4 separate regions of the Homo sapiens genome follow, and regions 1, 3 and 4 are each linked to region 2. The links are chromatin contacts, found by Hi-C or POLR2A ChIA-PET in ENCODE. All regions are on one chromosome and are shown on one strand. The core of a region is the stretch at or near the end of the contact, and the rest is flanking DNA. Distances in the headings are between cores, read along the strand shown. Region 1 overlaps MINDY4 (MINDY lysine 48 deubiquitinase 4). Region 2 overlaps MINDY4 (MINDY lysine 48 deubiquitinase 4). Region 3 holds the start of INMT-MINDY4 (INMT-MINDY4 readthrough (NMD candidate)). Region 4 holds the start of MINDY4 (MINDY lysine 48 deubiquitinase 4).

Region 1 (5,270 bases), core at 672-3,171, 55 kb before region 2:
TTTGATGCTCACTAGGTAACATCTTGAAAAGGTCCCTTCCCTGGTGTCACCTGGGTGACTGAGAGGACTGATGACAAGCAACTGTGCTCAGGGTCTTCTTTGCCCCTGTGAGGTCCATTGAGGGCCCCTCTGTAAAGATGCAAAGGGAAGGGTGGCTATAAAGACAATACCTTGTGCAAACATAGAAGAGGCCAGGGCCATCATCTCCCCAGCTGGACCCAGGGTCCCCTGGCCCATGCCTGAGACATCACTCCCTGTGTCCTGGGCTCCGGGCTGTGTAGCACTTTGGTCTGAGTTCAGCCTCTTTTGCATCCTCTGCAGCTCTGAGCACATACATCAGTGCACATAAAGCTGTCCAGAAACAGAAGCTAAACTGAGCTCTCTTTCTGGGTCTCCATGACATGACAGTGAAACCCAGCAGAGGTGGGCACGTGAAAGCTGCTTGAAGAGTGTTGGCAGAGGCAAGAAAGACTTGTCTTTTTCTGGGGCAAGAGGAGGGAGGAGGACCTCTCCCTCTCTGAGGGACAGAGGAGGGGGAAGGACCACCTGGGCCCCACAGCGCCCCCTGACCTGTGTACAGTAGCCATGTGCTCCAATCAGGTGGCTGGTGGGGACATCAAAGTCCTGGCGGATGCTGGAAAACACAAGAAGCATTGTTAGCACAGCTCTGCCTGACCCAGGTTGCAAACCTCGCTAGGTGACCAGGCGCTCCCCTTAGGTTCCAGGCTAAGACCCAGAATTCCAGATTTGGTGGGAACCTGAGCGCTCTGTTCTGTGCCCTCCACGGAGGAGGCTCCCACCCAGAAGGGATGGGGCTAGAGCCCAGGCCTCCTAGAGTAGAGCTCACTGCATTCTCTGGGCAATGGCCTCCACTCCAGCCGCACCAGGGCTCTGCCTACACTAGAGAACAGCGACTGAAGCGTGACACGGTAGAGAGGACCCTGGGTTTGGAATCCAGTGTCCTGAATTCACATCCCAACTGTCACTACCAATGGTGTAGACTGAGGAACCCTCTTCCACCTCTGAGCCTCAGTCTGCCAGCCTGTAAAATGGGAGGAATGGACTCTAATGTTTCCTTGAGTTATAGAGTAACAGTCACCACCACCTGCTCCTGCACCAGGCACTGTACGCACATTATTCCCTAAAACCCTTTGAGAAAACCAAGCCTCAGAAAAGGGATGTCTTGCTCAAGGGTGCCCAGCTCTGAGGCCTGTGCCCCCACCCCCTGGTACCACTGTGGTTCCACCCTCAGAATGGAGTCCTTCAAAAGATGCAAGGTGAAAACCTACTTTGCTGAAGACATTCCCCAAACTGAAAGAAATGGGCTGAGCACCGCTAGGAACCAGAACAATTCAGTATCCCGGTGAGCAGAGGTGTGCCACACGTGAGGCAGAAAACCCTCCCAAGTCTCCATCCTCCTTCCCGGCTTGCTGTCCTGCTAGGAAGCCTGCCATTAGGACATGGTTCCTTTTAGCCACCCCAATGTAACTCCCTCTGAGAGATGAAAACTCTGTTGAACAGAGCCCTGTAAGGAGCACACAGGGAAGGAGCTGCTATCTACTCACTGTGCTCAGCAGGTGGCAATTGCAACCCCCAGACCCGAATGAAGTAGGAATTCCTGTCTCTATTTTATAGATGTGGGAAGAAGCACAGAGAAGCTGGCTCTGGGGGGCAACGTGAGACCAGGGAGCCTGGGTCCCAGGTCTGTCCCCCCCACTTCTGCACATGACCCTGGGGGGAACACACAGCCCTGGGGGCACACACGACCCTGGGAGTCACAACTGAACCTGGCGGTCACATGCAGCCCTTGGGGGTACACACGACCCAGGGGGGTACACACAACCCTGGGGGCACACACGGCCCTGGGGGTCACACTGGACCCTGGGGGGCACACATTACCCTGAGAGGCACACTTGACTCTGGGAGGCACACACGACCCTGGGGGGCACACATGGCCCTGGGGGGGCACACACAGCCACCCAGCACTGTGTTCAGAGCCTGGCCCCCTTCCTTCAACCACACCCCAAAGAGAGAGGCCAGGTATAACATTTAGAGAGGAGACCCAGGGGTAGGAAGGGCTTAGCAATCAGAGCATTTATTTTTTCCTTTCAGTAGAGGAGAAGATAAACTTGGTCTCAATGTATGCTTTAAATCTAAGATCTGCCATAAGCCCACAAGCCTAAAATACATGCCTGAGTCTCTGTCTGCTTCCAAAACAAGTTTAGCAATTCCAGCTCCACAATACTTGGGGAAAACACTTGCTTGTGGTTTTTAATAACCATGGCCAAACACGGAAGGTTTATGGTCCACATGAGAAGATGAGCTGGGGTTACCCTTGCAGGAGCTTGCAGAGAACCACTAAGGCTTGGGGGTCTTCTGGGAAGGGTGGTTGAGGCTCACCCACCACAGACAGCCCAGCAGGCCTGGGAAGGAGCCAGCTGGGAGTGACTCATGGCAGAGCATAGCGCTTCGCTGGCGCTAGCTCAGGCAGAAGAATTGATGGAAATGCTCTCTGCAGCATATACAAGCATCTTCTGAAGAGAAGAAAATAACCTCAAAAGGGTCCTGAGGGGGGGCCGATAAGCATCACTGGCCCTATGCCACCTGGAGCTTTTAGAAGCAGTCCAATCTTCATAAGATCATTACCTCGTGTTCACCCAGCGGGCTCGAGAGCCTGCGTCAGCTGGGAGCAGGGGGACAGGCAGAAAGGACAATGGGAGGAAATGGTAATTGCATCCTTAGGTGCAAACACGATGGGAAATTCAGCAGTGCACTGAGATCTTAAAAGGGAGGAACATCTGCATTTCATATCAGGGCATTCGAGAGAGAGAGAGATGCCAAGGAGTGGCTTATGGTTTAAGAGATTTATAACTTTGGCAAATCTACAAACCTAGATGCCCAGACCTCCCTCTAGGGGAATAGGGGAATTCTCTGGAGAGCTGAGTGTGAGGAGTCCTTGAGCAGAGGAACAACAGCCTCAGCACTGCCCCAGAGAGAAGGCAATCCATATGGCTTAGTTCCAGCCTGCTGTGTGGCCTCGGTCTCCCCTCCTGCAGCACGAGGGGCCTGGAGAAGATGAGAGGTGTAATGGCATGAACTGCGTCCCCTTAAAATTCATATGTTGAAGTCCTAACCTCCAGCACCTGAGAATGTGTATTTGGAAATAGAGCCTTTCAAGGGGTGACTAACTTAAAATGAGGCCATTAGGGTAGGCCCTAATGCAATCTGACTTGGAAGAAGAGGAAATCTGGACACATAGAGGGACACCAAAGATGCACACTCACAAGGAAAAGATGAAGTGAGGACTCAGTGAGAAAGTGGCCACCTGCGAGCCCGGGAGAGAGGTCTGACAAGGTACCAACCCTCTGGCACCTTGATCTTGGACTTCTCACCTCCAGGGCTGTAAGACACGAATGTCTGTCATTATGGCAGCCCTAGAAACCAACACAAGTAGCCTCCAACATCTTTTTAGATTCAGAGCCCTTTCTTCAAATGCAATACTACAGGCAGAAGCCCATTACATGAAACATACGGGCTGAAGGCAGTGTGGAGGCTTGTCCCATCCTTCTCCTCCTCTATCAGCCCCTGGATCTCCAAGAACATGCAGCATCCTAGGAGCAGGGGCCACCTGAGCCACAGCTGTGACTGTCCCTTACCAAAGACTGACTTAACCATCCAGTCTAATGAGCAGCTGTCTCCTCCATGTCCTCCTGGGGGCTGGATGACCCTGGGCCCTCAGAGAATTCTGCACAGCCTGAGGAACCAGGCACCAAGCTGGATGACAGGAGCCAGGAGGGCCCAGAACCACACAAAATGGAAGCTGTCCTGCACTGGGGGCCCCTCCAGGGAGCAGAGCTTGCTGGGATTTCAATCCAATAAGCACAAAGGAGAGATGGGCTTGACCAGGGGGTGAAAACTCACAGAATAGGCTTGGCCCTGGCTGCCCTGGCTGCCCTGACACCAACCTCTGCAGCATTCTGGCAGCGAAGGGTCAGAACCCTGAACCAAAGGTCTGGGGTGATGACCCAGCCTCCAGGGATGCTTGGATGACCCAGCCTCCAGGGATGCCTGTATCACCCAAAGACAGAGAAGGAGGAATAGAGAGCTTTGCCCAGGATGCCAGCAAGGACCAAACCTCCCAACTCTGTCCACCATCAGAAGGTCCCTGAGATACTACGCTGTATCAAGAAACAGAACAAAGGGGATATCAGGGCTGGGAGAGTTTGCAAGGCTCAGAATTTTGCAGAAGGTCAGATGAATGCCCAGAGAGAGTACAGAACTGGCCCTGAGTTAGTGACAGATGTCAGCCCAGACTCAGGGCTCTCTGCTTCCCTTCTCCACCTGCCCTCTGTCCATACATCCCGGAAGGGGAAGAGGCTCTGCCACTGAGCAGGCTGCACAATGCATGGGCTTCGAATCTGCATAGTCTCAGGCACCTTCAAATGCATCTTTCTCTCAAAAGCCTTGTAAGGCCAGGAGGGTAAGACCACCATCTCTGTTTTACTGATGGGGAAACTGAGGTCCAGTCAGTAAAAAGGACTCGTGGTTTTGTGGTCACACAGAGTAGGCAGGACTAGGACTCTGTCCCTAGTACCAACATCACAGTGTCTGCTGTGGCCTGAAATATGGGATGATCAGCCAGGTCAGCCAGCTCCAAGCAAGCCCTAGAGTCCCAAAGCCCTACCCCTAGCCCCCACCATTGCTGGCTCAGGCACAGCTTGTCCCTTCATCTAAAAGCCTCCCTGTGTGAATCTGGGCATGTGGTATAAAAGTTTCTGAATAAGAAGGAAAGTAAGTCCAAGTGGCCTAGAGACCAGGTCCCAGCCTACAGTCACAGCCATTCACCTAACACCAGCGTCCACTCGGCCCCTGACTGGGTGAGTGACCTCAGGCATGTCCTGACCTCTCTCTCAGCTTGTGTCTTCACTTAGAAAGCCAGAGGACTGGAGCAAGAAATCTCTAGGGGCCTCCTAGGATGTGCACAAGTGTGCCTGGTCCATGACTCTATTGAAAACACCAAGCCTGAAGCAGGCAGTACTTACCCTGGGGAGACCCAACCAGCTATCCCCCCTCCACCTGACCACTAGGGCACCAGGCCCTGGAGGATCCCTGTCCTACCAGGCCAGCTCCTGCTTGCCACTCTCAGAAACTGACCCTTGACCACACTTCCCCCACCCACCAGCAGTGACCTCCAGAGATAACAGCCCTTTCGTGGGGTTTATATTGACTTTTAAGGACAACATCAATAGTGTAAGGGCAGCTGTGGTACA
Region 2 (5,652 bases), core at 2,395-4,894:
CTCAAAAAATTCCAAACTGTGTTTCTGATTACAAAGAAATAAAAAAAGAATTCAATGATAAAGAGATAGCTCCTCTACACTCCCCCAAAATAACCCATGCATTAGAAAATTTTAAAGAAATAATGGCAGAAAATATTTCAAAATGGTTAACATTAAAAACACAACTTATAAAGTCTTACGGGAAGCAGTTAAAGTAATATGGAGAGGGCAGTGTATAGCATAAAGGCACCTATTATTGTGGAACAGTGGAAAGCAAAGTAAGCATCCCCCAGCAAAAGAGAACAACAGAATAGACCAAAAGAGAGTAGGAAGGAGGAAAAATAAATGCAAGATGAAAAAGTTAATGAAATAAAAAATAATAGATTCAACAACCTTCAAAACCGATTCTTTTAAAAGATTAGTAAAAAGGCAAACCTTTGGCAAGATTGATAAAGAGAAGAGAGTATAAATAAACAATACTAAGAGTGAAAAGGAAGGATAAAACTAAACATTATCAATAGGAGCTTTTCAGTAAGAAGAAACTAGTATGAATAAGTTCAAACCAATACATCTGAAAACTGACAGATGGGACCATTTTCTAGAAAAATCACAAAACTGACGAAAAAATGAACAGAAAATCTGAAACTACCTATAATCATTTTCTTAAATCATTAATTTAAAATTCACCCCCATTTCCAGCCCCAACATATACACGAAGAGTTTTACTGATGTGTTCCACCAAATATAAGAAAATCTCCCCAGTTTACATTCCCAAATAGAGTACACTCGGACTCTGGAACCACCCATCCCAGCTATGAATCTCACTGACACACTAAAAGTCTGTGCAGGAGAGGCAAGTGTCCAGCTTCTCTGGGCTTCAGATTCTTCATCTATTCTTTATTCTTCATCTAATGGGGCTAATAATAGTCTTCCCTCAAAAGACTGTTGTGAGAATTAAATGAGTTAATACATCAAGTACTAGGAATAGCACCCTACATACAGAAATTGCTACGTGTTAGTTGAGATAATGATGATTAATGAGGTTACCACAACCTTGATTCTAAAAATCTAATACCTGTAAACATAAAATACAAAAATATAAAATAAAATAGACAACTGTATCAGCCATGAGTTTGAGAGAAATTATGACCAAATAGAAATGCAAGACTATTTTAACAGTAGAAAATCTAATAATGTAATTCATATCAAGAGATTTAAAAAATACAAAATAATCTAAATAGATGCAGAAAAAGCACTTGATAAAAATAAATATCCATATATGTTTCTTTAAAAATAATTCTTAGCATGCTCAAGGGAAGGAAAGGGTTTTATTTGAACCCTAAAGAACATCCTACCTAACGCTGAGGCATTGGAAGCATCCCTGCTAGAGTCAGTAACAAGATGAGGATGTCCAGCATCCCACACATACCCAATATGCTGGTGATATACATACTAGAGGGCAAGCAACAAGGCGAGTGAAACTGAAAACCCCAGGACCAGAGTCCAGGTTTCCTGAATACAAATTCGGCACTCCTACCACTCTCCCACGTGAAACAGAACATCATTTTGCAATGAACAAGAGGGTTAGATTATAATGAATGAGAGAGTTGTTCAGACATGGACAGACATATAGGAAGTGGATGGACACGCACATGCTAGGTAAGACTGGCATCACCTGGCAACAGACGCATTGCCCCTAGTCTCAGCCTCCCTTTTGCCGGAGTTGTCTTTGAGGGGCTATAAGAACCACAAAACTTCGGGAACCCGGGCTTCCGCTTTTCAGACCCAGCCCCTCCCCACCTGCAAGCACTTCTTGGCCAGGTATGCACACAGCAAACACTGGAGGTGCCCACCAGGGACAGCGGTGCTGTACTCCTTCCTCGCTTCCATCAGTGACTCTGTATAACCCCCATCACTTCAACAGCTCTCATGAATGACTGAACTGCTGGAGAAGCAGTAAGTTTTTGTGAGTCAGATCCCTGAGGGCAAGTTGATATAAAAAGACTAAAAAAAATTTTTTTAATGTAGAATGCTAAAAAAAAAAAAAAAAAAAAGACAAACCCAAGTTCTCCATGGAAGAAAAGCTTTTTTCCTTTCACTTTCCTGCTCTCCTTTTTTCTTTGGTTTCCTGTAGCTCCTCAGCCAAGCTCCTCTAGGTATAGGTGGAGTACAGAATTGTGGTTAGAGCTGGATGGCACTTAGACGTCACCTGGCATGACCTTTGGTGTTACAGACAAGGAAACCAAGCTCCAGGGAGAGGATGGGAGTTCTTCAGTGTCTTCATCTCCTGGGAGCTCAGTGGGACTCTGAGCCTCCGGAGGGGCTTCCTCTACCTCCCTTGGCCACTGGATATTCACATGCATTTTTCAAATTAAGCCATAAAGAACATGAGGTCTCATGAAGGGTTGGGTTATCGAGAAGTCATCGCGTGCACTAACTATCACAATGTGTAGCAATTTTAACAGATCTTAAGTTTATACCCTGCAGTTGCCAGTTCTCAAACGGTTGACCTACAACATATAAAAGGAATATTTTTTTCTCTCTGTCTTTTCTTTCCTCTTAAGGATGTGGAAAACCTGACTAGAATTGCTGGCCTGACATTTCCTGTGAGAAAAGCTCTCTGCTTGGAATCCTGTGAAAACAATCTGCCTTAACAATTCAGCTCAAATAAATTATCTTCCTGAAACCAGTGACTCCCTTAATTGGGAACTGGGCTGCATACCCAAGTCTCTCTCATCTGGGTCCATGATGACAAAGGTGGACAAAGATAGGGATCGCCCAGTGAGGACAGATTTGGGAGGCAGGGGGGCGGGAGGGAGGGAGAAACGGATGGCCCCGCATCCTCCTGGAAAAGCCATCGGGCCCAGGCTGTTCGGCTGCAGAGAACACATGCTGTACTCCAGCCTCCTAAGCCATTGTTCTGTCGGGGTGATGGTTTCTCAGCTTAACTCTCTTTCCGTATGTGTCCCTCCCGACAGGCCTTGGCACACGTCCTTCACAAGAAGTATGCAGAGCCAGAGCAAGATCTGAAATCAGTTCCAACATTTCTCCTTCCTGTATCTCTGTTCCTTGAGTCAGGCTGGATTCTGGAACATTCCAGGAACGGAGAACAAATTTACCACAGTCTCAGACTCAGAAGTTTTCTTCAAGGGCATACAGTTTGCAAAACAAAACTGTACAAAGATGTGACCTTCCCTCATATTATTTCCCTATTCTTCCAATTTGGCATATGAGACCCGGGCACGCAATTGGTATTCAATGGATGCTCCCTCTGGAAGCTGAGGAGTACTCAGAGATCACCTAGATACAGCTCATCCAGCTGGAAGGGCTGAAAAGGCTAATCCAGACCATCTAGTCTAATCCTGCAGCCCTGCTGGAGGTGGGAGTCAAGGACAGAGCTTTCCCAAGGCCCCTGGTAAGTAGGCAGAAATAGAGTTTTAAGCTCCTGACTCTCATCTTGGTTTATTTTAATCTATCCCATGCTGGATATTTGAGGCACTGCCTTCATTTTCTTAAGACCCAAAAATGCATTAGGACTGATTGCTCTTCCCTTGGGGAGACACACACCAGGACTTTGTGGCCCTCCCAGTTCACACCTCCCTGCCCTTCTCTCAGGCTGGTTTCCTGGGCACGGCTGAAGTCAGCTCCAAAAGGTGACTGGTACAAGAGGCAGGAGTTGCTCAACAGGCAGTGAAAGGGTGGGTAGATGTGATGTTACCCCAGGGAGAGAAAAATATCTTCTCGAAGGAAAAGTGATCTCTATGAAGCATGTCTCTGGAACACACTCAAATTCATTGAGTAACCACTCTGGCCTGGGGTATGCAGTTCACCAAGCAAAATGTTGCTAGCCCATGATCTCCCTTCATCTTGGTCTCACCTCCACCCCTCTGCACACTAGCCCGTGGCTACTGGACCTGACCAAGCCCACCCATCATGAGATGCTGGATGAGACCAGTGACCAGGGCCAGTGCTAGAGATGTGATGGGGTGCCTGGCCCACAGCATGAGGTGTCCCAGGTGTGGGTGGGCCACTAAGGCTGCCTCTGATTAGGGCTTCCTGGCAGCCCAGCCTCCCTCCCCAGTGGTCTCTGAGGCTGCCTCCCAAGGATGGTGTAAGAGCCCAGGATGGAAAGGATTGCCTCTACAGCCTTGGCCCTGTCCCAGGGAGGTCTAAAGTCATCCTTGGCATGACAAAAGGGAAGGTTCTGACAGGCTGCCTGAAGGAGTGGCTGCCTGAAGGAGTTGCTGCCAGTTTCCACAGTGGACTGAAAAGCTGTGTGGAGATGTTTACTTAGCTGCTAGGAGAAGCCACTCTGGGGCACCAATCCTGCCCATGACTGTCCTTATAAAGACCAACCAACGTGTCAGGGAAGTAAGCTGCACCAACGAGAGGCTGAGTCCCACAAAACACTAAACTCACTTAGGCTCTGTTTGGTTAAATATGTCAAAGCATGGCTTAAAACAACTTCTAGGATGAAGTATTTTCCTTTCAAACTTATAAGGCATTCCCCTGCGTAAGCATTTATATAAGAGCTGTGAGCCACATGTTCGAAACAGCTCTGACTGGGTCCAAGGTTGACCTCATAGCCATTTGAAAAGAAAGATTTGGGTTCATTTACTTTTAGAAAGGTGAAGAGGCTTACACTTAAATAACACTTATTTTTGGAGCTCATGCCTTTCTCCAAGTGACCCTGGGCAAATATTCACCTTCCCTGGGCTTTGATTTACCTTTCTATGACCTTCTAAGGGTGTTAAATGTTCTACAGCTTTGCCCTTACAATAATAATTGCTTATCTAAGCAACACCTTCTACTTTTCCTAGCACTTGCTAAGCACGTTTTAAAATTTAATTCTCACGAAAGTCCTGTGTAGAAAGCAGCATAAGAACTTTTTAGCCCTATTTTTTACAAATGAAGACACTGAGGCTTGGAAAATTACCAACTGTCCAGGACACACAGGTCCATGGTGACGTGATAAAAATAAAAAACAATGCAGCGAAATGTTTCACAAAGCTTAATTTGTTCATTCTAAAGGTTGACATAATCTTGAAATAAGATTATGTCTACCTCAACTGGTAAAATTTTATGAAATTGTTTCAATGTCCTTACTTGGTCAGAAAAAAATGATAATAACCCGAATAGCATTTGATTTACCATGAAGCTAATGAAGCTTAAGCTTCAGGGACCTTTCTAAGAGGCCCTAGAAATGTGTGTTCACACGGTCTTGTATTTTTGGAAAATTTGCGAAAATTAAATACTTTCATATTCTTTCTCTTAAAGAGGTCACTCAGATTGTGTAAGTTTCAGGCCCACAATGTCTGACTCTGCTTCTGAACCTGACGCTGGTCCTCCAGTATTTTTTAAAGTAATTTATTTTACTGACTGCACCAAATGGATGACCCAAAGGTCTCCTTGGGCACAGAGACTGATTCTCTGTCCTGCCCTGGTTTGGCCAGAGCAAGATCAAGTCAAGACTGGTTCCTAGAGCTATGCTTCCTTCCACCCTACACTGCCCCATCATGAAAAAAGAACCTCCAGGAAATTTTGACCTACACCCAAAGCACAGAGAAATGACTGTTTTCTGGGCATTTTTAGAAGAAGGAGAAAGAAACATGTTGCTTTAAACCCAAGTTAGCTTTGCAAATTTTGAGCATTACACCACTCATACACATAAAA
Region 3 (5,150 bases), core at 2,200-4,699, 64 kb after region 2:
GCATCAAGGCTACAGCAGGCACACTCCATGGCCAGCAGGGTGAGCACACAGTCGGCGAGAGGCAACACAGCCGGGGCCAGCGGGTTGCCCAGGTGGACATCGCACTTGAGCACCCGCTTCACCGCTGCCCGCAGCTTCTCCTCCTTCTCCTCCCATCGGCCGCTGCAGAGAGAGAGAGGGAGTCGGGGAGGCCCTTTGAGGTTCTGAAGGGAACTCTCAGTCCACTGTGACCAGCAGATGGAGATGATCTCTGGATCCCCAAAGGATTGCTGTCCCTGAGTCCCTGTGTGACCTGACAGCAGGCTCTTCTTCAATCTGAGCCTCAGTTTCTCCCAAAGAAAAATGGTTAGGGAGAATGGCTAGAACAATTATAGGAAACTTTCTCTCTCTGATTCCATGTGAGCCCCCTTCCCTTAATCCCCAGGATGGACAAAGCCACCCCAAGCACAGAGAGGGCAGTTAACAAACATTATTGGATGGATGGATGAATGAATTAATGAATTTACTACAGATAATGTATGAATATAGCTATCTTAAAAATATAATTTTGAGTGATGAAAAGCAAATCGCAAATGACACAGAGCAAATTACTCTGCTATAAAGCTCAAAGGCGACTAAAACTAAATTATAGATTGTTTAGATATACATAAGTATGCAAGAAAAAAATTTTTTGAAAAAGGGAATGATAAGCATAAAATCCATATTAGTGATTACCCGAGGTTGGGAAAGGCAGAGGCAAGGAGTCACAGAGAAGCACAGGTAAGTCTTTATTATATTCGAGTACTCAGGTTGGGTGGTGAGTTCACGTCATTATACATTATATAGTCAGTCACACAGGTACAGACAATAGAGGGAAGAAGGAAAGATGGATGGATGGGTGGGTGGGTGGATGAATGTGGATGGACATGGATGGATGGATGGATGGATGGATGGATGGATGGATGGATAGATGGATATGGATGGATGGGTGGATGGATTGATGGATGTATAGATGGATATGGATGGATGGGTGGATGGATGGATAGATGGATGGCTGGGCGGATGTATGTGGATGGATGGATGGATATGAATGGGTGGATGGATGGATGGATGGATGGATATGGATGGATGAATGGATGGGTGGGTGGATGGATGAATATTGATGGATGGATGAATGGACGGATGGATAGATGGATGGATAGGTGAACGGCTAGTTGGCTGGCTGGATGGATGGATGGATATGGATGGGTGGGTGGATGCATGAATATGGATGGATGGATGGATGGATGGATGAATGGATGAACCGGTGGGTGGACGGATGGATGGATATGCACGGATAGTTAGATACATAGAAGATAGAGAGGTAGATATATAGATGAGGGTAAGGAAGGAAGAGAAGAAGGAAGAGATGAAAATCATCTGGTTTTCAGTGTTCATACTTGACTATATCACACCTCAACATAGTCCTGTGATCAGAGTCTTGCCCCTAAAACTGCTGTAATCCTGAAACTTGGGATTCCATCTACTCTATCCCCACCACAGGACATCTGGTCCTATACCTGAAGGTCCTACTGTCCTGAAAATGTCAGAGACAACAAAGAGGCCAGGGAGACTTCTGAGAAAGAAGGTTGACTGGGAACCCCCTCCCCAACCTCTGCACCCCTACCTGTTTCCTTCCAGCTCACAGGCGAATTTCACCGCTGGGGTCCAGTCATAGGCCCCCGGCTCCTTCTTCAGCCACTTTTCCAGCTCCTCCCGGTTGCGGTCGGTAAAGTCGGAGAGAGTGATGTCTTGGAAGGAATCACAGGCAGCAAGAACTTGGTAGATGGTAGGACCTGAGCCAATGTCAATCAGCGTGTCCCCTTGGAGGCCTCCTGTGGGAGGGAAAGACTGGTAATGGATGGGTAAAAGAAACGAGACCCAAGGCAGACACAGGGATGAGGACACACACCCTGGTCTTACCCAAGGGGCAAACGTGCTTGGTGGTTATCACGGATTGGCAGCTCCCTGTAAGCCAAGCCTCATGCCAAATATTTTATATGTGTTAATTTCCATTTACACCTCAAAACTACCCTGTGTAGTGACTGCTATCACTATTTTCATTTTGCAGATTAGAAAACTGAGTCTGTAAAAGGTTAAACAATTAGCCCAATACCTTTCAGTCAAGAACATAAGCCAAGAGTATAATATTTCTGGGACAGAGAACAGAGGCCCAAGCCCTGCTCTGGGGAAGATTCGGGCTGGAGAGTTCAGAGAGGACATGCTGGGGTCAGTGGCCCTTTAAGTTTCAGGCTGACTGGGAGCTGGAAGCCTCCCCTGGAAGTCCAGCCCTTCCTGGATGGGTTTCTTGTTCCTTGGAGGAGGGAGGGGTGAAAGCATACAGGAATAGGAAGCCGGGGCTAAGGAGATGATCTGGGAAGATGGCCCCAGGAGTGAATCCAGGGTCACCTGGAAGCTGGAATGAAGCATGACTTCCAACATTCTGTCTGGAGCCCTGGCGTGGGGCCATCACTTGGCCTTCCAAGCTTGGTCACACCCAGTCCGGCTGTTCTCTGATTTCTGCCTCCCACACCGGCCTGCTCCTCCAGGCTCAGCAGCCTTTTAACCCCCTCTTATCCCACAGACCACCAGGAGACTCACCCTTACTGTTCCCCAGTCAAGTGCCTAAAGTGAGGACACGGCTGCTTGAGTTTAGAAGACACAATCAAATCATGGGGTCACCATGGGGAGGGCAGTGATCATCGGGAGACAGGCAGAAGTCACCATCCATCGTGCAGATGGCTCAGTTGAGGTCCTTGGGGTCTGAGCCCCTTGCTCAGGGTTGAGACCCCACCTAGCAATCCTTGTCCCAGGGCAGGGCTTTTCCAGGTCCTCATCACAGACACATCTAGGCTGCACACTCCGGGCACAGGCGATCCCGTCCCACTGCAACCCTGCTGTTTGCCCTTGGCCTTCTGGGGGCCCCAGAGGCCTGGCTGTGCAAGGTCAGGACTGAACTTGATGATGACCTGGAGAGCCTTTTCTGCTCCACCCCAAAGACCTAGGGGCTAATGGAGAGCAGTGTGGGAACTGCACGGGGCTGTGCTCTTCAGCTGGCACAGAGCTCCTGAGCCATGGGGAGACAGACTCAACCTCCAGCATAACAGCTGCCCAAAGAGAGGGGGCAGGGCCCCAGAAGCTCCCCCAGCCCATCCCCAAAAACCCCTAGAGGAGACCAGACTGCCCCCAGGACACCGTCTCCCCATCCCCATCCAGGTTCCTTGGAGAGAGGCTCAAGGGGAAGGGCCACCCTCTGCTCACCAGGGCCGAAGGTCTTGTGGAGACATTCCAAGTTAAACTTCAGCATCTCGGCCTCGGGTGAGGGGCTGCCATCGAAGCTGTAGTAAGTAGCCAAGTAGTCCCTGGGCAGGAAGTGCTTCTGGTACTCATCACCCCCAGTGAAGCCACCCTTCATGGTGTCCCTGAAATGTGCCCCCTCCTTGCTATCAGGTCTTATGAGGGCTCCAAGCTCTCCAGGCTCCACCCCCAGCATTCCAGCCTCATCCCATGGCTCCTCCCAAGTATGCCTTTCCTTGAGCTTCTCCTTCTAGGGGGATGCAGAAGGCAGTGCATGTCTCACCACCTCCCAGCCACACTGACACACCTGAGGTTTCCCCAACCCCAGAGCTATGACAGCTGGGGCTGCAGCCGCCCTGGCCCTGCTGCCTCTAGGGACCAACCCATGTCCGTCAAAGGCAATTGATGGTGCCCAGCCCTGGGTGCAACTCTCAGCCCTGGCAGCCACATGCTGCTCTGTGGCCTCCAAGTAGGTGTCAGACCTATGTTTCCCCACCTGCGTGCCCACTTCACTGACTGTAAGGACCAAAGTCACTCCTCTAAGTCACAGGTGTTGTGACCTGAGTGCACAGTGAGATCCCCATCTTGTCGCCTGGTGGTCACTGGGGCCCAGTGGCTCTCTCTAGGCCAGGCAGTGGGTGCAGCTTCATGCATCCCCCATCCCTGCTGGAGAACACAGTTCAGACCCCAGGAGGCAGAGCAGAATGGCTGACTTGGCATCACTGTGCAGGTCACTGGGAGAAGAGCAGAAATTGTCGTCAATCTCCATGAATGAGAACAAGGGCGCCCGGTCATAAAGCATAAACTGTCAGAGGGGTCCTGGCTTCCTGGCCACTGACTCACCTGGCTACTCCGGGTAAGACACTCCTGGCCTCAGTCTTCTCTTTGAAATGGGACTGGGTTGTAAAATCTCCCACAGACAGAAAAAAGCTCAGTCTCTGTTTTTGGCACTAGGAAATGGCTCTGACTTGGCCACAAACCGGACAGAAATGAATCCGCTACACTGGAGGTTCAGGCCTCTTGCCCTGAAAGTGGGAAGGACAGGAATGCCTTGTTCTGGCTTTAAGTAAACAAACAATTCTGAATCCACAGGGCCCAACAGATGGGTGATGCCACAGACGCAGGAACACCCAGCGGTCGTCAGGGCCTGGCTTCCAAGGGGCGGGTGCCTGGGCAGCCTCCAGGGAGGCCTGCGGCTGTCGTGCTGGCCTGCAAAAGGCATACAGAGCAGGCAGGAAACTGCAGGGCTCGCATTACATGATTGGAGGAGTGTGCAATAAAGGCACGGTGCTAACTAAGTTGTGGGCAGGGTGGAAGGAAGACATATGGTACCTCTATTAGTCAGGGTTCTTCAGAGAAAGAGAACCCAGCTTGTGTACACTGAGAGAATCAGATCTATTTTAAGTAATTGGCTTGTATAATTGTGGAGGCCAGTAAGTCCAAACTCTGAAGGGTGGGACCAGGAAAAGCCAATGTTGCAGTCCAAGTCCAAAGACCAGCTGCTGCCAGAATTCCCTCTTGCTCGGGGAAGGCCAGTCTTTTGTTCTACTTGGGCCATCAGCTGATTGGATGAGTCCCGCCCACATTATGGAGGGCGATCTTCTTTACTCAAAGTTTAAATGTGAATTTCATCCAAAAACACCCTTACACAAACAGCCAGGATCATGACTGACCACCTATTTGGGCACCATGACCTAGCCAAGTTGACTCATAGAAAGCACCATCACAGAACCTGAGGGCTAGCAGCATGGAGGAGCCATCATCCCAGTGAGACTGAGACAGAGCTGTGCAGAGAGGGCCTCCTGCAGCAGCCAATAGCAAAAGAGCTGATATGA
Region 4 (4,874 bases), core at 1,657-4,156, 44 kb after region 2:
ATCCACAAGAACACTAAAGAGAGCAGAGTGAATGGTGCAGCCCAGGAAGGTGAGTAAGTGTGGTAGTGGGAGCCTGCTGGACTTCTCTCAAGACTTCTGTTTTCTCAGTGAAATTAGATGGGGAAGGAGCTTCAGGGTTTGAAGAGAGAGAAGGTATGAAATGGTCATCCAGGGTCTCAGAGGGTAAACAGTCTGGAGAGTTGCAACCAGGTGGGCAGGCACCCATAAGGCACCACAAGGGTGAGTGGCCATGGATTTAGAGTGATACCATCAACATAGTGGTGTGTGTTTCTCTCCAATCTCATTCAGCTCTATGGGCGCAAGTGTAGAGCAGGACGAGTGGAATTTTACTGTCAGAAGAGAATGATGAAAGGAGAGAAGCGCAAAAGAGCTGCACCTGTTATGGAGGGTGCAATTATAAGGATGGGTGGGTGAGAGGTAGGTGGGTTATGGTAGGCCCGAGGGACTGTGAAAAGTTGGCAGGAACAATGCAATATAGATGTGGTGAGGCTGGAGAAGAGTTTACGTGGGGCTATGATGGGAAACAAGCTAGAAATTTTGACAGGTGGGAAGCTTGGAATTGAGATTACAGAAAGGGCGCAGTACTGGTAACAACAAGCCCAGCTCATGACCATGGGGCAGGGTGGCAGAGGGAGGATGGCACAGTCACTGCAGGAGTGGAGCCACAGACTCAAGAAGCTGGGGCAGCAGAAGAGTCACCTCAGCAGACCCTGCCATCTCCAGGAGACTATCATGACTCCCCCGAGGGAAGACCACACTTGGTGAGTTCAAGTAGGCCAAAGTGGTTGAAGGGTAGAGGGCGGAGCAAGCAGTCATGGAAGATGAGGTCTGAGGGTAGCCAGAGCCAAGTAATGGAGAGACTTGAAGTCTAATTATGATGGGAAGCCAGTAGAGGGGTTTGAGCAGGGGAATTACATGGTCTGACCTGCTCACCCTGGGCAAGTTTCTTGGCCTCCTGGTCTCACAATAATCTTATGTGAAAGGGAATACTTATACCTATCTTTCAGGACTGTTACGAGGATCTGAGACAACAAACCAGCACCTTCTAGGTACCTGGCACCAAGGTGGCAGCTCTCTTGGTTACGACTGCTGGGTGCAATGACTGCCTGTGCAAAACCCTGTGGGGAGCACGTGGTCTCTGCCCTAGAGCAGAAGGCGATGAGAAAGCAGTATACCTGGGCTGCAGTCCCAGCTCACTGTGACCTTCTGAGTAACTGTGGGCAACTCCTTTCTACTCTTAGGGCCTTAGTGTGCCCAGATAAAACATGCGAGGGAGAGGAGACCAGGGGAACTCGGCCATGTCAAGTGGGGGGTGGTGGGGAGGGATGTGGGAGAGGCTAGAAATGAAATTGAGATGGTAAGCTGGGGTCAAGCTACAGGGCAGGCTTGGATGTCAGTGAGGACACTGGATTTCATTTGTACTCAAGAAAGAACACGAGGAAGCCCTCTCTAAGAGTTTTTTTCAGTGACCCAGACTTAAAAGAAATGATGTTAACAGTCAGCTTTCCAGGGTGTGTCAATTGATATCCAACATGCAGCCAGGACAGGTGATGGCAGGTCAATTAGCCATAAAGACAGGGCAGATGCGACAAAGCCAAACGCATTTAAAATTTTTTCAAATAAAAATAAATCATAAAAAACACACAAAGACACTTTCCAAACAGGTGCACTTCAGAGACACCTGTTTGGTGTCAGAAACAGTGAGGGTGGGAGGAGGTATAAAGTTGAACACCTACGTGCACATTGTATCTATATGTCAGATCCAATGCTTGGAAGCTGCCCATATGTTAATATTAATCCTCATTATAAATCTGCAAAGAGTAGGTCTTACTTTCCTGTTTTACAGATAACGAAATTGAGACAGTGAGTAAAGTACTGAGGTTCACACTGCAAACTAGTAGCAAATATTTGAATTGTCTCCGTCTGACTTCAAAGTCCTTCCCCTTTCCTCCATTCAAAAAATTACGTGTATGTGTTTTCATACAAGACAAGTACCCATCGCCCTAGCCCAGTATGACACTGCAAGGACAGACAAAACACACAGAGTGCAGCCCTCAGTCACCATGTGCTGAATGAGCTAATGTATGTCCCCCTCCACTACCACGCCCAAGACCCCCCGGCGAGCTCCTTCCCCACCGAGGTCCCCATCTCCACCCTGAGGCCAGATGACAGCTAAGGACCTTCCAAGCTTGTGAACACTGCAAAAACTCTCCTGGGACAAGACAATAGGAAAACTTACAAAAATTAAAGCAACCACTGGAATTCCCACTGTTGACTAAAATGACTAAGGGTTTGACCGTCAAGAACTTTTCTGGGCTTTTGGGGTTCCCTCTGGGAGAAGTTCTTTCCGAGTGGGACCCTGACTTGCGTGGGTAGCGCACGGAGGCCGGCAGCCAGGCTAGGGCGCAGGCCTGCCCGCTGTGCGCCCGCGCTAGGATTGCTTGGCGCGGCCCCCAGGCCCCCTCCCCAGCTGCCGCCGCCCCGGAGCGCGGATGCCCCAGGAGGGCAGCGGACGGGGTCCAAACCGTGCCTTGCGGAAGCGCCCGGTGACGACGGCAGAAACGCCTCGTGGGAAATGTAGTTTCCCCTGTCCCGGGAAAGCGGCGCTCTTCTGGGGCATCTCTGGAGCAGGCAGTAGGTAGGGAACGGGCGCCCTCCCAGAAGCTGCAAAGCCTTCAGGGGAGACCCCGATGATCCCCCCAAATTAGAGCCACTTCCTGGGCTTTGGAGGGGGCGAGCCGTTACCTTTCTGCTGAGGAACTCCCTGACCAAGGAGGCGGCCACCTCCTCCACGAAGAGGCTGTCCATGGCTCTGGCTCTGGCTCTGCCCACGAGGCCCACGCCGGGCCGCAGCACCAGGCAACTGGGTCTGTCCGGCGCAGTATGGCCGCGTTGCCGTGGCGACGGCGGCGTCGGCGCGGCAAGAACTCCTCCCCTTCCCTGGGGCTGGCGGGCTGGGGCGGGAGGGAAGGGGTGGAGCGTCCCGCAAACTCGCGTCTCGGAGTGGGAGGCCGCAGTCAGGGCGCCCTGGTGTCGCCTAGGGCCCCGTCCACGGCTCCGGACTCGGGGCCTCACTCTGACCCTGGCCCTGGTCATCTGAGAGGCCTAGGACAAATTACCGCTCCGCTCCGAGGCTCCATTTTCCTAGACATAAAATGGGAAGAATACCTGCCTCCTTGTTTCTGGAGGACTAAACTCACAGGGAAGTGACCCCCTCAGGTCCACCCTCAGCACCACGGCCCCCTCTGGGGCCACCAACGCTACTGACCTTGGCGGGCCTTGACGGTGGGGGCAAGGAAGCCCAGCATTCTGCTTCTTGGGCACCGAAATTAAAGGAGATGTTCCTCGCCCCCTTGGTGCCTGCTTTCCCGTAATGAGACTGCCATTTATTGATCACCAAGCTCTTAACTCACGGTTGCACTTTTAATCCTTACAACTTCCTGGCTAGGTAGTTACTGTTGGCCCCATTCTTTAAAACGGGACACTGAGATTCAGAAAGGCTAAGATTTTGCTGAGGCCCACACAGCTGGGTACTGGGAAAGTTGGGTTTCTAACCAAGCCCAGTACATTTTCCCCGAACTTAGTCACCTGGGTTCCACCTTCACAATCTTTGCCACTTCCGCATGTTACCTATTGTATTCCTTTGCTTGGGCTGCCATACAAAGTACCACAGACCATGTGGCTTAAACAACACATTTATTGTCTCCCAGTTCTGAGGGCTACAGACCAAGATCGAGGTGTCAGCTGGATGGTTTCTCCTGAGGCCTCTCTCCCTGGCCTCTATTATAGATGGCCACCTTCTCCCAGTGTCTTCACGTGGCTAGCCGTCCGTGTGTGCCTGTGTCCTAATCTCTTCTTATAAAGACATCAGTTGTATTGGAATAGGGTCCACCCTAATGACTGCATTTCCACTTCATCACCTCTTTAAAGACCCTATCCAACACAGTCACATTCTGGAATACCAGGCATTAGGACTTCAACACGGGAATTTTTTTTTCTTTTTTTTTTTTTTTTTTTGAGACAGAGTCCCGCTCAGGTGCCCGGGCTGGAATGCAGTGGCGCAATCTCGGCTCACTGCCAAGTGAACAACCACCTCCCGGATTCAAACCATTCTCCTCCCTCAGCCTCCTGAGTAGCTGGGATTTCAGGCGCCCACCACCGTGCCCAGCTAATATTTGTACTTTTAGTAGAGACGGGGTTTCACCATGTTGCCAGACTGGTCTTGAACTCCTGACCTCAGGCAGTCCGCCCACCTCGGCCTCCCAAAGTGCTGGGATTACAGGCGTGAGCCACCGCACCCGGCCCAACACAGGAGTTTTGAAAGACACAATTCAGCCCTTAACCCCTATACAGTTACTTATGTATTATTTTCTTTAAATCCACATACATGTTTTACAATTTATTTTAAAAGGAAAGTGTTCCCAAGCAGTAATAGCCACAAGATCTTGGGTTTTATGTGCTTATTAAATCTCTAATACACATTAAAACAAACACAAAACCAGAAAGGTATGCATTCACCTAAATCACCTTACAACCACCACTGGCACATGTACCACACTTGGGAAGCAACTATCTCACCCTATACAGTCTCCATAGGACGTAGCTTTAATGTGGCAGATTGCACCATAATCTCCAGGCAATTTCCCCTCTCAACGTGCAATGGTTCTTTGAGAAGCCTCTTTTGAACATGTTGTGCTATGTGAGAAAGAGCCATGTGCTCTTATATGTAGAGAGAGAAGGGCAGAGTTGCAGGAGACAGTATGATGCTTGGTCCAGGGGCCCTCATGTTCCAGCTGTGAAGACACACTGATGGATGATGTGTAATAATGAAAGAATAACATGAGACAGATTTA

Evidence for each region. Hi-C counts contacts between places; a loop is a spot of excess contacts on that map. ChIA-PET counts read pairs that join two places held with the same protein, here RNA polymerase II (POLR2A). Pooled maps may share reads with other maps.
Region 1: a loop to region 2 is called in a map of Right ventricle myocardium inferior, with 4 times the contacts of the local background. The contact joins two enhancer-like sites. A Hi-C loop is called at or near these places in 12 of 168 maps with a recorded cell type or tissue (Right ventricle myocardium inferior, aorta, ascending aorta and 4 more) and 10 of 50 pooled maps. POLR2A ChIA-PET finds 5 or more read pairs at or near these places in 5 of 52 experiments (H1, MCF 10A, Panc1 and 1 more).
Region 3: a loop to region 2 is called in a pooled map, with 2.2 times the contacts of the local background. The contact joins the promoter of INMT-MINDY4 here to the enhancer-like site in region 2. A Hi-C loop is called at or near these places in 8 of 168 maps with a recorded cell type or tissue (IMR-90, K562, MCF 10A and 5 more), 5 of 37 single-sample maps with no recorded cell type and 12 of 50 pooled maps. POLR2A ChIA-PET finds 5 or more read pairs at or near these places in 4 of 52 experiments (BJ, CD4-positive, alpha-beta T cell, OCI-LY7 and 1 more).
Region 4: POLR2A ChIA-PET joins it to region 2 with 10 read pairs in B cell. The contact joins the promoter of MINDY4 here to the enhancer-like site in region 2. A Hi-C loop is called at or near these places in 5 of 50 pooled maps. POLR2A ChIA-PET finds 5 or more read pairs at or near these places in 4 of 52 experiments (B cell, CD4-positive, alpha-beta T cell, PC-3 and 1 more).

What each region holds. Positions count from the first base shown.
Region 1 is chr7:30,867,607-30,872,876 of GRCh38, reverse strand. MINDY4 (MINDY lysine 48 deubiquitinase 4) reads right to left here. Exons shown (of 18, transcript NM_032222.3): 14 at 571-634. INMT-MINDY4 (INMT-MINDY4 readthrough (NMD candidate)) reads right to left here. Exons shown (of 20, transcript NR_037598.1): 16 at 571-634. Among named protein-coding and RNA genes, the nearest start is that of AQP1, 42 kb to the left of the region's middle. Within about 2 kb of position 1,921, at least 3 of the 41 ENCODE cell types and tissues checked have a DNase peak (open chromatin) inside an H3K27ac peak, as active enhancers do.
Region 2 is chr7:30,813,748-30,819,399 of GRCh38, reverse strand. All of the region lies in intron 5 of MINDY4 (MINDY lysine 48 deubiquitinase 4), which reads right to left. The region is part of intron 7 of INMT-MINDY4 (INMT-MINDY4 readthrough (NMD candidate)); the gene reads right to left. Among named protein-coding and RNA genes, the nearest start is that of MINDY4, 45 kb to the right of the region's middle. Within about 2 kb of position 3,644, at least 13 of the 41 ENCODE cell types and tissues checked have a DNase peak (open chromatin) inside an H3K27ac peak, as active enhancers do; they include ascending aorta, where a contact is called at or near this core.
Region 3 is chr7:30,750,434-30,755,583 of GRCh38, reverse strand. INMT-MINDY4 (INMT-MINDY4 readthrough (NMD candidate)) reads right to left here and starts at 3,449. Exons shown (of 20, transcript NR_037598.1): 1 at 3,280-3,449; 2 at 1,646-1,850. It overlaps INMT (indolethylamine N-methyltransferase), which reads right to left and starts at 3,449. Exons shown (of 3, transcript NM_006774.5): 1 at 3,280-3,449; 2 at 1,646-1,853; 3 at 1-162. The coding sequence starts at 3,433.
Region 4 is chr7:30,769,449-30,774,322 of GRCh38, reverse strand. It overlaps MINDY4 (MINDY lysine 48 deubiquitinase 4), which reads right to left and starts at 2,906. Exons shown (of 18, transcript NM_032222.3): 1 at 2,767-2,906. The coding sequence starts at 2,829. The region is part of intron 3 of INMT-MINDY4 (INMT-MINDY4 readthrough (NMD candidate)); the gene reads right to left. RefSeq lists silencers at 2,346-2,495, 2,866-2,915, 2,976-3,025 and an enhancer at 2,496-2,790.